2 separate regions of the Mus musculus genome follow, and region 1 is linked to region 2. A link is a contact called in ENCODE Hi-C or POLR2A ChIA-PET data. All regions are on one chromosome and are shown on one strand. The core of a region is the stretch at or near the end of the contact, and the rest is flanking DNA. Distances in the headings are between cores, read along the strand shown. Region 1 holds the start of C230035I16Rik (RIKEN cDNA C230035I16 gene). Region 2 holds the start of Trim27 (tripartite motif-containing 27).

The links. Hi-C counts contacts between places; a loop is a spot of excess contacts on that map. ChIA-PET counts read pairs that join two places held with the same protein, here RNA polymerase II (POLR2A).
Region 1: a loop to region 2 is called in a map of v-Abl transformed pro-B cells, with 5 times the contacts of the local background. The contact joins the promoter of C230035I16Rik here to the promoter of Trim27 in region 2. A Hi-C loop is called at or near these places in 23 of 37 maps with a recorded cell type or tissue (CH12.LX, Patski, T-helper 1 cell and 9 more). POLR2A ChIA-PET finds 5 or more read pairs at or near these places in 1 of 5 experiments (Patski).

The regions. Positions count from the first base shown.
Region 1 is chr13:23,425,910-23,432,631 of GRCm38, reverse strand. It overlaps C230035I16Rik (RIKEN cDNA C230035I16 gene), which reads left to right and starts at 1,615. Exons shown (of 4, transcript NR_015492.1): 1 at 1,615-1,922; 2 at 2,280-2,403; 3 at 4,220-4,327; 4 at 4,580-4,656. n-TAagc13 (a tRNA gene) reads right to left here and starts at 1,220; the gene lies at 1,148-1,220. n-TYgta4 (a tRNA gene) reads right to left here and starts at 6,127; the gene lies at 6,040-6,127. n-TYgta5 (a tRNA gene) reads left to right here and starts at 5,452; the gene lies at 5,452-5,537. It also overlaps n-TYgta6.
Region 2 is chr13:21,176,563-21,182,818 of GRCm38, reverse strand. It overlaps Trim27 (tripartite motif-containing 27), which reads right to left and starts at 2,888. Exons shown (of 8, transcript NM_009054.3): 1 at 1,905-2,888; 2 at 740-835. The coding sequence starts at 2,324.

The sequences.
Region 1 (6,722 bases), core at 366-2,865, 2.3 Mb before region 2:
GACCTCAGGCTCAAGTTTCTCAGTAGGCATCTTCCTATCACCTCACGGCAGGAGGAAAATCCTGTTCCTTCAAGCTTTTGGTTTAACTATGTTACGATGGTTTTGTTTCAAGAGTCTGGGGGGAAATTGGTGTAAATCAGAATGACCTGGAGACATTTTACAACCTAGGGGATGCGAATTTAAAAAGTTATACAGGCGATTTTAATGTGCTGCAAGGGCTTTAAAACGCTGCTAGAGCGTTTCTCTTAAAAAACAAACAAAACAAAACAAAACAAAACAAAACAAATGGCATTGCTGGAAACGGAATGGCAGTTTTAGGGGAGAAATGCAAGAGGAGATTTAGTTCAAAGAAAATACAGAGAAACCCTGTCTCGAAAAATAAAAAAAGAAAAGAAAAAAAAAGAAAGAAAATCTCACCTATCAGTAGCGCATATTTGCTAATTTTGTGCTAATCCTTTTAAACTGCGTTACTCCTGCTCTCAAAATCAGTTACCTGTAGAATCGTGTCAATGAGAGATTAATATTAAGTAAGACAAAGTAATTGACAAAGATTTCAGTTCAACATATCGAAAGTTGTACAAGGGTTTTTGTGCTTGCAATTTCTTGTACCTTCCATCCCATGTGTCAGAACTTTTCTCTAAGCAAATAATTTTCAGAAAGATAGAAAATAGTTCAATTTTTTTCTTTAAAGATAACGTTTGGGCCTCGGATATAAAATATATTAGATAGTCCTGGACTAGGCGTTTCTGCAAGGCACAGTAAGTTCCAACCCACAAGAGCTGGTCCTACATTTCTTTCCATATCTTGGGCTGTATTCCGGGATATTCCAGTGCCGGTAACTGAACTGAAACAAAAAAAGCAAACGACCTAGATCCAAACACCGCTATATACGCTTCCCTGTCTCAACAAAGGGAACGCGTTTGCGCGTTAACAAAGGGAAAGCTGTGAGAACTTGATAGGAAAACAGGAAATACCAACTCCAGAGCTCCAAGCCATTTCCTGGAGAACAGTGTGTGGTAGGAACTAGGCCCTTCCGGGTTGCTGAGAGAACTTCTGAAATTTAACTATAGAGGTTAGAAGTAACGGATTTGGTTGTTCTTGTTCTAGCAGGGTATGATGGGAAAAGAAACAGGCATAAATGCAAAACTGGAGAATGCGGGCATCGATCCCGCTACCTCTCGCATGCTAAGCGAGCGCTCTACCATTTGAGCTAATTCCCCTTCTGATGGTAAGTGGCTGCTACCTTACTCCCTTTTGATAACTGGATGTAATTCAATGCTCGCTGTTATTTTCAGCTCATCAAACAGAAATTGTGGGAGTGGGAGTGGGGTGGGGGTGGGGGTGGGGTGGAGGGGGTGTTAGTGTGTTTGTTGATATGATTTTTTTTATGTCTAATAAAATCCGAACAAGATGATAAAAACTGAAGTGGAGAAAGTAAAATGGAGTATTTAAGAAAGAGTTTCCTGAGTTAGGGTTGGTGTTTTATAATCCCAGAACTGCAGGGAAGGGGAAGAAAGAAGTCCTAAGGCAGGAGAATTGCCCCCTCTTTGAGGCCATCTTGTTTTACATAGCAAAAAGTGAGATTGTGGCTTGGTTGTCACGGAACAGTCCCGGGGTTACTTGCGCCCTCTATAAATGAAAGACGGTACCGCCAGTTCTGGGAATCGCACAGGGGTGCGTACAAATGGACCAGGACGCGGAGAGCACGGAAACAACGGTGCTGGGACCTTGTGCACAGAATCCAGATGCCAGATGGGAATTAAACATTCGGCCGAGAAAAGCAATCTAGTTCCCTGGGCTCGACTTTGACTCACTCCTTGGTCTGCACCAATCCTCACATCCCTCAGGTCCTCTAACTTTTACGACAGTATCCAGAAATCGATTCTTTGGTCTCTACGGCTCCAGAAGGCTCGCTCATCAAGGTCAGTCCTTTGTCTGGCTGTTTTCTTCCTTTTTTCTTTTTCTTTTTCTTTTTCTTTTTTTCTTTTTCTTTTCCTTTTTTTCCTTTCTCTTTCTTTCTCTTTCCTTTCTTCTCTTCCTTCCTTTCTTTTTTTCTTCTTTTTTTAAAATCACTGCCGGAGGCCACATGGCCAAAAGTGAAAGGGTCTGTCCTGGTTAATTTCTCTTCCCTGCAGGCACTGTTTCGAGGAGTTTCAAAATTAATTTTTCCAAAGAAAATATCGAGAAACTGGTAATTTTGTTGAGGTAGAGCCATGGCCCGAAATTCACTGTGTAGTTGAAGATGACCCCGGAGTCATGATCCTTCTGCTTTCTTTCAGAAACGTTCCATTACCTTCGATTAGAAGTGGATACATATATGATTTTGGCCTAAAAAAAAATTTGCAAAAAGGGAGAATGCAAACTTGTCCTTTTCCTTTTGGATTTACGGAGTGCCAGTATCAGGTGTGGTTCCAGGTTCCCGTTCCAGGTTCCAGATAAGGCTGTGGTGAGGTCTCGAGCAGACAAGCACAAGTCCAATTGCCTCTTCTTTTGAAAGTTCGTCAAAAAGACTTCTGCTTGTGGGCTTAATGTTTATTTCTTTAAAACTCAATAAAATCGGAGCAAGATAATTAGAACTAAAAGAGAGAAAGTGAAACATTTAAGTCAGTGATTCTAGAGCCAGCTGTGGGGTGGTGTATCTCAGCAGCGGGGGTGGGTGGTGGGGGTGAGTTGGAGGCCTGCCTGGATAGCTTCATGAATACCAGCTAGTCAGAGCTAGAAAACAAGTCCTGTAAATATGAAGAAATAAATGAATAAACAAATAGGGAAAGGAAATAAAAGAAAAAGAAACACACATCCCGAAATTTGACCCCATGTCTCTGAACTGTGCAAAAAGCCCATACGAGGTCTTTCCAGGGACTTTAGACCACCCGCAACACTAGCTTTTCTCTTTTGCTTATTTATTACAGTCAGGGTTGACAAAAAGAGAATGGTTTTCTGTGGGAAGAAACTCCCTCCACATAAGAGATTTTAAATTTCACATGCTGAAATTGTATAACGAAACCCACTGTTATTCCTCTTATAGTCAGACTTGAGCTGACACTCACCACTGTCTAGATTCTTCCTTCTTATCAGACAGAATCTGCCCAATCTGACCTCTATTTATCCTTCAAATGACTGAGAAGTGTAGGCATGGAACAGGATCAAAAGACTAGCCCATTTCCAAGGCTCAGATCCATCTGCTGTGTGACTACACTCGCTGTAAGAGGTTTCCAGCAGGAACAAATTTTTGGGTTCCAGTAATACTGGACTGGTTGTTAACTTCCCAAATGCTCAGTTGTGGTCGAAGATGAGGAATATCTTAAAATTCACACTGAAGTTTCGGCATTTGCTAAATGGTGCCACATCCTGACTTTCAGGAAGAAATACCCAAGCACCAAAATACACTGGCCATGGCTGTCTACAACCCACAACTGGCTTCCCTGGTGGTCTTGTACTTGATGTAACCATATCATTTATCTAGCAAATCTAGATAAATCTAAGAGAAAGGAGGTAATCAGAAAGGACAGGGCGGCTACAGAACGTCTAGGAAAGGGTCAAGGACAGGGAATCTTACTAGTTTTTTTGTCTTTCTTGTTTTTTATATATACTCAGGAAACCATGAGCATCACTATATAGAATATATCCAATGTTTGAGAACACCTAGTTATAACATCAACAAAGCAAAATCGAGACCATATAATATTACTATGTATATACTACATATATCTTTCAATAGCTCAGTAGAGCAGAATATATAGACAGTATATACACTATTGCAGAGTATATGAGTATATATACAGTAAATATGTACCTATTTCTGAGGCTTTCGATAGTTCAGTTGGTAGAGCGGAGGACTGTAGAGTATTAACGTTGGTGATCCTTAGGTCGCTGGTTCGAGTCCGGCTCGAAGGAAGGGAGTGTTTTGATGGGTCGTTGTATTCTGTTTTTAAACCAGGAATTAGATATATGTAACAGCCACTGGGTCCCCTTGGTCTTGACATTTAGCAAAAAATTTATGAGACCAGGCCAATCTTACCCCAAAGCAAAACGTAATTATCAGTTCAGTCCCTTTGCATAGTGTGTCCCCACCACACTCTGCCCCACCTGTGACGGTTCTACACATAGCTAGAATATGTGGTCGTTTTATCTGGGACGGTAGTATTGAGAAAAGGTCGGGGTAAGGTTATAAAAGAGAGACTGGTCACTGTTTCCCTCTTTTCCTCCCCACTACCAGCAGAGTCTATTGAGGAGGAATCTCTGAAAATGACAGCTGATGGGTGTAGAGACCCACGCCCGGAATCTCAGCAACTGAAGTGGTTGAAGCAGGAGCATCTGGGCAGAGCTTGTAAGCATCTCTAGCTTCTGACTTTGTTGCTGGTGTTATGGTTTTTGGTTTTCTTTCTCAGAGGCTTTCTGGTGCACCTAGACTGTGCCAGCTCCTTATAGCCCTCCTTCAGCTCTCCAGCCTTTTGCCTATGCAGTCTCTGCTCCTAGCCTTTCATAACTAATAAACTTTAAAATTTATAAACTCCAACAAATGAAAGTCTTCCTGTATGGCTTCCGATGCTTTCCCATGGTGCTCATTTTTCTGTTTTAGGAACCAGGAAGCTGAGCGGCACCATAGGTGTTGCTAACCAAGCATAGCAGCATAATAAAAATGGAGTGATTAAATGTATTAAGTTTGAAGTATATGTTATGTTATGTTTATTTGATCCAGTATAATTGTGCAATATAACATGGGCCAGGACATTCCTAAATACATGCCGTGATTAGTTTTTCTCAACTTGACACAAGCTAGTCTTTCGGAAGAGGAAACCGCCATTGTGAAAAATGCCTCTATCAGATTTGCCTACAGGCAAGTCTGTAGAGCATTTACATAAGTAATGATTGGCGTGGAATGGCTCAGCCCACTGTAGGTGATGCCACCCTTGGGCAAATGGTTCTGGGTTGTATAAGAAGCAGGGTGATCAGACCATAGTGAGCAAACTTTTAAGCAGCACCCCTCCATGTTATTTGCTTCGCTTCCTGCCCTCAAGTGCTGGCCTTGCTTGGATTTCTGCCCAGGCTTCCCTGATGATGGACGGTGATCAAGACGGTTAAGTTAAATAAACCCTTTCCTCCCCAGGTTGCTTTTGGTCATAGTATTTTAACACAGCAACAGGAACCAACCTAAAACACACATCAAAAGCTTCTCAAGCTTCGTGTCTCATGCTTTTGCATTCAATCTTGATCTTCCGCGTTTCTATGGTGAACTGGGCAAGAGCTCTGCTTCAGGATGGTATTGTCTGTCTATGGTATCACTGACGTTTCCTCTCACTTTTAATAAAGAGAGGAGGCCCTAAAGAGACAGGACAGCACCGTAGGACAGGGCAGTGAAGACCTTAAAATTTTCCCTGATGATTGCCTGCATTTAAAATAAAACAGGAAATAAAAATACTTATTTCATAAGTCATACAGGCTATATATCTCCCTTCGATAGCTCAGTTGGTAGAGCGGAGGACTGTAGTATAGGTGTTGATATCCTTAGGTCGCTGGTTCGAATCCGGCTCGAAGGAGGTGCCTTTTAATCGACATTTATACCACCAAAAGATAGTATAAAAATCCAATAAGAGCCGGGCGTGGTGGCGCACGCCTTTAATCCCAGCACTCGAGGCAGAGGCAAGCAAACCCTGACTCGAACCCCCCCACCCCCACCCCAAATACAATAAGAACTTTAATACTAATTAACAATCTTTACAAGTTCATATTTGGAGAGTCAAGTTTATTCCTATAAAGGACCTTAGGCCTTTAATTTGAGACGATCTTTATATATACAGGCATATTTTCAGACCCAGTCTGAATTTCGTGGAAAGTAATTGCTTTTGGCAATTTGAAGAATGCAGCACCTTCCTTTCTTCTCCATCTTCCAAGAGCTGTGGAAAAATAGTGTGTACAGCACCTGAGCTTTGTTTATTTTACCCTAAATCCTACAATTGAGTATTTCAAGTGACATTGGTTCACTGCATTCTCTGAAAGTCCTAATATTCCCACCATAGTGAGACCGTTTCAAAAGATCATTCCTTCGAGCCGGATTCGAACCAGCGACCTAAGGATCACCACATTAGTAGTCTACAGTCCTCCGCTCTACCAACTGAGCTATCGAAGGAAGACGCTGAGTCTTTTAGCATTTGCAAGAAACATTTTTATACATGTCATAATTCATAATATTCAAACTTTTCATAACTCACATATTCCATGAAAATATCCCTGGATGGCTTCTTGTTTTTCATAACAGATTCATTTTTTTTGTCTTAGGATCAGGAAACTGAATGGCACCATAGGTATTTGCTGGCCGAGCATGACAGCACACTTAAAATGAAAAAGTTAACATTTTTGCTTGATTTTGTGTGTGTGTGTGACATGTTTCATTTATTTGCTCCACTACAATTGTGGAAAATAGTATGGACTACTCCTGTCCTACTTGTCAAAGGCCTCTTAAGTTTTGTGTCTCATGCATTTGTGTTTACCCCGGGGTTTTCCTTGTTCAAAAAGGAGAATCACAAGTTTCCTTGAAGTGGGCAATAGCTCTGCCTCAGGATGGTAGTTTGTCTATGTTACCACTGACATTTTCACTCACTTTTAATAAAGGAGGTGCTGAGACTGGACAGCACAGCAGGGAAGTGCAACAGAGGGAGGTGAGCCCTGCCTGGAAGGGCTCGTGAACATTCTTAGGAGCAGTTTTTGGAAATCTATGTAAAACA
Region 2 (6,256 bases), core at 1,639-4,138:
GAGCAGTCAAGAAAGATTTTACTTGAATCCAGCCAAACCTACTCATTTATGTATTACACACGGCTGTTTTTGACATGCACTAACTGGGGTGCTGTGATTCGGCTTGTGTAAACTAACAAAGCAAAACTACTTACTACTGGCTCTTTTCAGAAAGTTTGCTAAAACCTGACCTGAACTCAACTGCTCCAAGAGCCCTCTACTCAGACCTCTTTTAAGCTGGATAAGTCTTTCAAAGTCATAAAGCACACAATATAATCTTAGGTAACATTAAAGCTAAAAATAAATTCATGCAATGTATCCAAAGCAGTGTGACTTACACCCTGGCACAGGTGTTTCTTACTGCAGGCCACTTGGCAGCCTCGTCTCACTTCCACACACTGTCTCTGATTCAACCCAAAACACGTATTTCAAGGGAAGAAGCGGCAGCACTGGCTGCTGGAGATCCACAGGTTTCTTAGGTCTGACCTCTATTCCAACAGAAAGAAATTAAGGCCCGGAAAGCCTGCACCCACTCCACTTAAACTGGCTAGTGTCTGACCCAAGAAGCAGGCCCAGGGTTCGGGATTCCCAGGGGCTAGTTCTCTCTGGACAAACCTCCCAAAGCTGATAGGCTCTGCTTAGAGGCTTCTCACTACACCCCTGCCAAGGCCGAGAACTGTCAGGGATTTTCAGAGCAGTTCAGAAGCTTACTATCCTAATGCAATCAATTCCTCTGCAGGCTGGAGATCTGGACCCTTACCAAAAGCTCAGCTCGGGCCTGCTCCCCCTGTGCCCGCCGTCTCTTCTTCAAGTCTTTCACTCTTCTTAGGTGGTCCAGTCGGTTCTGGATTTGCTCCTGAAGAAAGTAAATAGTCGGCCAGTTCAAGATTTTGCAGATCTCAGCATCAGAATACTCTGCTTTTCACACATGAACCCAAACTACAGATGCCAAGGCCCCGCTGGACTCTCTTCTCAGACCATAATGCCACTCCTGGGAAGAGCCCAAAGCACAGGGGCCAGCAAGTGTGTTAGCAATTTGTTATTTAAACTCTAGCCACCTACCAGTTCCTAGAAGCGGTTACAAGACATCTGGGTAAGGAGGCTCAAAAGGTAAGCTATTTCTCAGATGAATACAGAAAAAAAAAAAAGATTTATTTTCCTCAAAGAATCAGTAAACATTACTAAATTACAACTTATCTCCAGCGAGTGAAATGATACAGGTGACAGCTTTGTAAACGTGACTGACATTTGGATGAACTCACACTTAAACAAATATATAACTCTGTTGGTATAGATCCCTGCAGCCCTCAAGATCATTATCACTTCAGAGCTACTTTATATGTAACGTTTTCGTACTACTGTGTAGCTGTGCCAGTGTTTATTCAACACTCCACAAAGGTCCTGTGAGTTCACTTCCCCTTCACAATAAGCCATCTCCCGAGTCTGAGAGTGGCTAAATGATTTACTTAAGCAGTAAAAAGCTCTGTTCATTTCCATTCAGTTCTAAAACAGGTTTACAGGGAAGTGCTGGGGACACAGATTAAGTGATGGGCACTGCTCGATGTGAATTCAGCCAGCCAACAGTGACTGTCTGGCTTGGTATCCTGGGTCAGAGCGAGTTCGAGGCGTTCAAGGCCTATGGAAGTGTACTTGGCTCCATGTGCATCTCCTTTGTCAAGGGAGGGTCTCCTCGCGCCGTCCCAGTCGCGGCACGCGTAGAGGCGGTTAGCAGGGGCGCTCGGGGTGGGGGTGGGGGTGCTCCTGGCCTCGCCAGCTACAGGTTCTCCTTCCCAGTCTGAGTGCGGAGGCTCCGCAGCCGACAGGGAGGAAATGACGGCGGTGGGCCCCACGTCCGGCTCGCCATTTTCTCGGTATCAAACCAGGAAGCCCCCGGCTCGCCCCTTTGTCCGCCGGCCCGGCCCTACCTTGAAGCCCTCCACCGCCTCCTCCAGGGGCAGCACGCTGTGGCCGCGGTGCTCGCGCGAGCGGTCGCACACCACGCAGATGGGCATCTGGTCCTGCTCGCAGTACAGCTTCAGAGGCTCCCGGTGCTTCTCGCACACGCCCATCTCGCCGCCGGGCCCCGACGGCCGCTCGGTGCGCAGCTGCTTCACCAGCTGGGTCACGTTGGCCAGGTGCCGGTTGGGTCGCATGTGGCGCTGCGGGAAGGTCTCCCGGCACTGCGGACACGACACGTTAGTCTCCGCGGCACCCCAGCAGCGGGCCAGGCACGCGCAACAGATGTTGTGGCCGCAGTCGAGCATCATAGGCTCCACGAAGTACTGAAGGCACACGGGGCAGGTGGTCTCCTGCTGCAGGCACTCGGCCACGCTCCCGGAGGCCATGGCGCGGGCCGGCTGGGCCGCAGGGCATGAGCCCGGAGCCGAGCTCTGTCGGAGCTCAGCGCGCTCGCTCCGCTTCTCGGCTCCGGAGCGGGGCGGGGCCTCCGGCGCGGGGATCGCAGACGCGCGCGGAGCTCTCGGGCGGCCAGACCCGTCCCCGCACAGCTGCTCCTCACCGACAGCACGGGGAGGAGGCCTGGGCCCCGGAGCCCGGCTGAGAGCCGAGCCGAGGGGAGTCGGGAACCGGGCGCCGCGGGCTGGCTCACCGGGCAACGTGGCCGCGTCGGAAGGGGTCCCGCGGCCGCGCAGACTCCTCAGGGCCGAGCGGAAGAGGTGGGCCGGGGGCGGGGCCTGGCTTCCCGCGCCGCTCTGCTCTCTCGGGGCGGGAAAGCGGGTTTCCTCTGCACAGTCCTGGGTCCCCGGCACCCAGCCCGGGAGTCGGTCGTGGCTGTCGCGTGCAGTGGGAGCAGAGTGTCCCCTGGCAGTGGCGTCGGGTCACTCCAAGCGTCTGTGGGCCCGTAGTCTTCTGCTGAGTTTCCTCTTAGTGGCTAGGCCTCGGCTCCTTTAAAAGTAAGATGGCTTTGCATAAATGCCGGAAAGCTGGGCGGGGAGACCAGCTAGGCCCCTCCCAGTGTGACACACCCAGCTCCAGGCGTTAACAATCGCTAGAAAAGGGTTTAATCATCAGCAACTTTTCTCAGGGGCAGAAACGGAGAAGCCCAGTTCTATCTCCACCCTAAAGTAAATCGGTTTATCGTTCCGAGCCTCATTTTCTTCTCGTGTGAAATGGGGACCGATCGAATCCCGACCAGAGTGCTGACCAGACCATGAAGTCCTCCCCCATCTCCCTAGCTCTACCGTTACTAGGGAGCCACCCCACCGAGAGCCCGCTTGTGAGTCCCTAACTTCTTCTCAGGCTCCTCAGGTGCCCAGTGTCTCACTTCCTCAAGTGAGTAGCCAGACCCGACGTGTCAAAGGGCTGCCTGGCGACACACTTCTCTCTCGTCTTCCCTGCCACCTGCTGAGGAACCTACGTGGCTGTGGGTTCCTATGAGACCCTCGAAGAAACAACCCGGATTCTGCCACGTGGGCCTCATTCTCAGAACACTCCCCCACCCCCACCCCCACCCCCACCCCTCACCTCCAGCCTGGGCCCTGCGGCGCTGGGGCCAAAAATTCTGATTGTCCACTGTAGTGTTGTCCTTCTGCCCATGACGTTAATAACTCTTCTAATAAGTTCTTACTCCCAGCAATCTAGTTCAGTGCCCTCCTTGAGCTCCCATACCCTATTGCTTTCAGGAATTTTCCCCATCAAGGAGTTACACCTTTTTAAACAAACAAACAAACAAACAAACAAACCACAGCTTGAGCATAAAGATCTTTATCCGCTAGTTTAAATGAAGCACCCAGTACATCGAATGACATTGAGTAGAACCTAAAACTTGCTTGTTTCTGCCCAATCGAGAGTCCTGTGATGACCGGAGGAGGTCTTGTAGCCTGGTTTCTTATCACAGAATAGGTTTTCAGTTCTGTGCGCTGTCACTTATGCCATGGCCTTTCCTACTCTCCTTTGGGATTGACTCCGTGCCTGCCCTTGTGTTTGAGCAACAGGGAATTTCTGTATCCAGGCCATCACTTCACTGGATTCTGCTTGATTCTTCCCTATGGGACAAGAAATCCGAGGTACTTAACAAGTCTCGCTCATCCAAACCTCCATTCTCCCCACCTGCTCTTTGAAACTCCAGGCTCAAAACAACTCAGCACACTTCCAGTAAATGGTAGAATATTTGTCCTAGGCTACACTGTAGTCTACTCTGCTACAAAACTGAAGTTGAAAGGAATTGAAAGTGCCAGTCTTACTCCAGAAGGAAGAATTCAGTTTTGCAAGCCGGTGTAGAACTATGAAAAATGCAGGTGGCAGATATGTGTTCTTAGGTCATCAGTGCGGCTCTGGATTTTAGCTTTGTCATCCAGGGCTCATGCGGTCTCTGCTTTCCTAACCTCAAGGCAGATGGCCTGGACAAGCCAGGTAAGTAGGGCAAGGTGGAGGAAGTAGGGGAAAGGAAGCGCTCCCCCTTCCAGGATTGCTACAGGCTCCCTCCTTTCTCAAGCGATAACTGTTTTCTCTTTCTCCACTAATTTAGTAGGCTTGTCATGAGCTTTATGGCTGAGTTGCCTACTCATTTCCAGTGTTTTCAGTGTTAGAGCTCGAACCCAGGACGTTAAGCTAGGCAAGTGCTCGTCTCAGACCCATCCACGCAGTTTTTGTGTTTGTTCCTCCACCTTGGCCTAAATTATTGCAATACCTTATCTGTTTGCAAATGACTTGGAAATGATTCAGTAGTTAGATGAATGAAATTGCTGCTATGAATTTTTTTTTAATCAACTATAGTTGTCAGAGAAACCCTGCTGCTAAGGTTGATATCTGACATTACCAAAAACCACTGAGCTTGGTACAAAATGGTGGACTCCCTTTGTCAGCAGGGCTTCTTCTTCTCTGACCTTGTCTGGAGAGCTTAGAAATGCCCTCCTCCCCCTTACCATCTACCTGAAGAACTGCACGTAGCAGTGGTGAGATTACAGGTTCTCCTTCCTCCACGTAAAAACCTGTCCAGCAAGCACCTGAGATTCCTGGAATGCCTCCCTAGGCTAATGAGGCATCTCTACCTAGCCTTCAGCCAGTGACCTTTGTCCACCCTGGAGATCCCTACTTCCTTCTGCAACGATAGAGAGCCCTTGGTTCCCCTGAATAAAGTTGATCTGATGCTGGACTGTCATTTCCGTTTGTATTCACAAGCCTTTTGAAACCCTGTTCATCGGCTCTGCCCACTTTATCCTGGTGGGCTGGTGGAGAATGACACCAGGGAAAACCACATATGGTAACAATACCTAGTATAGTTGCTAACCTTTATACACTTATGGGAACAAAATAAGAATTCTGAATTGTTTAGTCATCTGATAGGGGATGAGTATCCTTAATATATGAAAGACTTAAAAAAAGTTAACATCCATACAACCCAGAGCTCAATACAAGAAAACAAAACTTTAAAGATCTCAATCAATAATTGGTCAAATCACCAGGCGTGGTGGCGCACTCCATTAATCCTCTTGTAAGTGAAGACCAAGTTTTAAAAAAAATGAAACACAGCCGGGCGTGGTGGCACACGTCTTTAATCCCAGCACTTGGGAGGCAAAGGCAGGCTGATTTCTGAGTTTGAGGTCAGCCTGGTCTACAAAATGAGTTCCAGAACAGCCAGGGCTACACAGAGAAACCCTGTCTCGAAAAACAAAAAATAAAAAACAAAACAAAAATTATATCATATATAAACACACATGTGTATATACACACAGGGACACATAAATACACTCATCAACTCAAACCTGACCTGCACAGGAGGTCAAATATCAAATCAATCAAATATCAAAATTTTGAAACCAACTTGGGCACGAGTTTAAGGCCAGTTTGAACAACTTCCAGTTTGAGCAACTTGGTGGAACCACTGAGGTAGAGGACAAAGAAGGGGAGGGAGAGGGAGAGAGGAGGAGGGGAGGGGGATTGAAAACACGCGGAGGCTACAGCTTAGTGAGAGAGCACGTGCCTAGCATGGGAAAGATCCTATGTTCAAATCTTTACACTGTGGCTAAGGATACACACACACACACACACACACACACACGCGCGCGCGCGCGTGTGTGTGTGTGTGTGTGTGTGTGTGTGTGTGTGTGTGTGTGCATTCATGTGTAAATAAGAGCAAGGAGAGTGATTGGAATGATTGGGGTACCATTGCACCCCCTTTTAAAGGATTGTTAGTTCTATGTGTGTGAGTATTTTGCCAGCATGTGTGGACATGCACATGGATCCTCTGGAACTGGCAGTACAGACTGTTGTGAGCTGCCATGTGAGTGCTGGGAATCAAACCTGGGTCCTCTGGAAG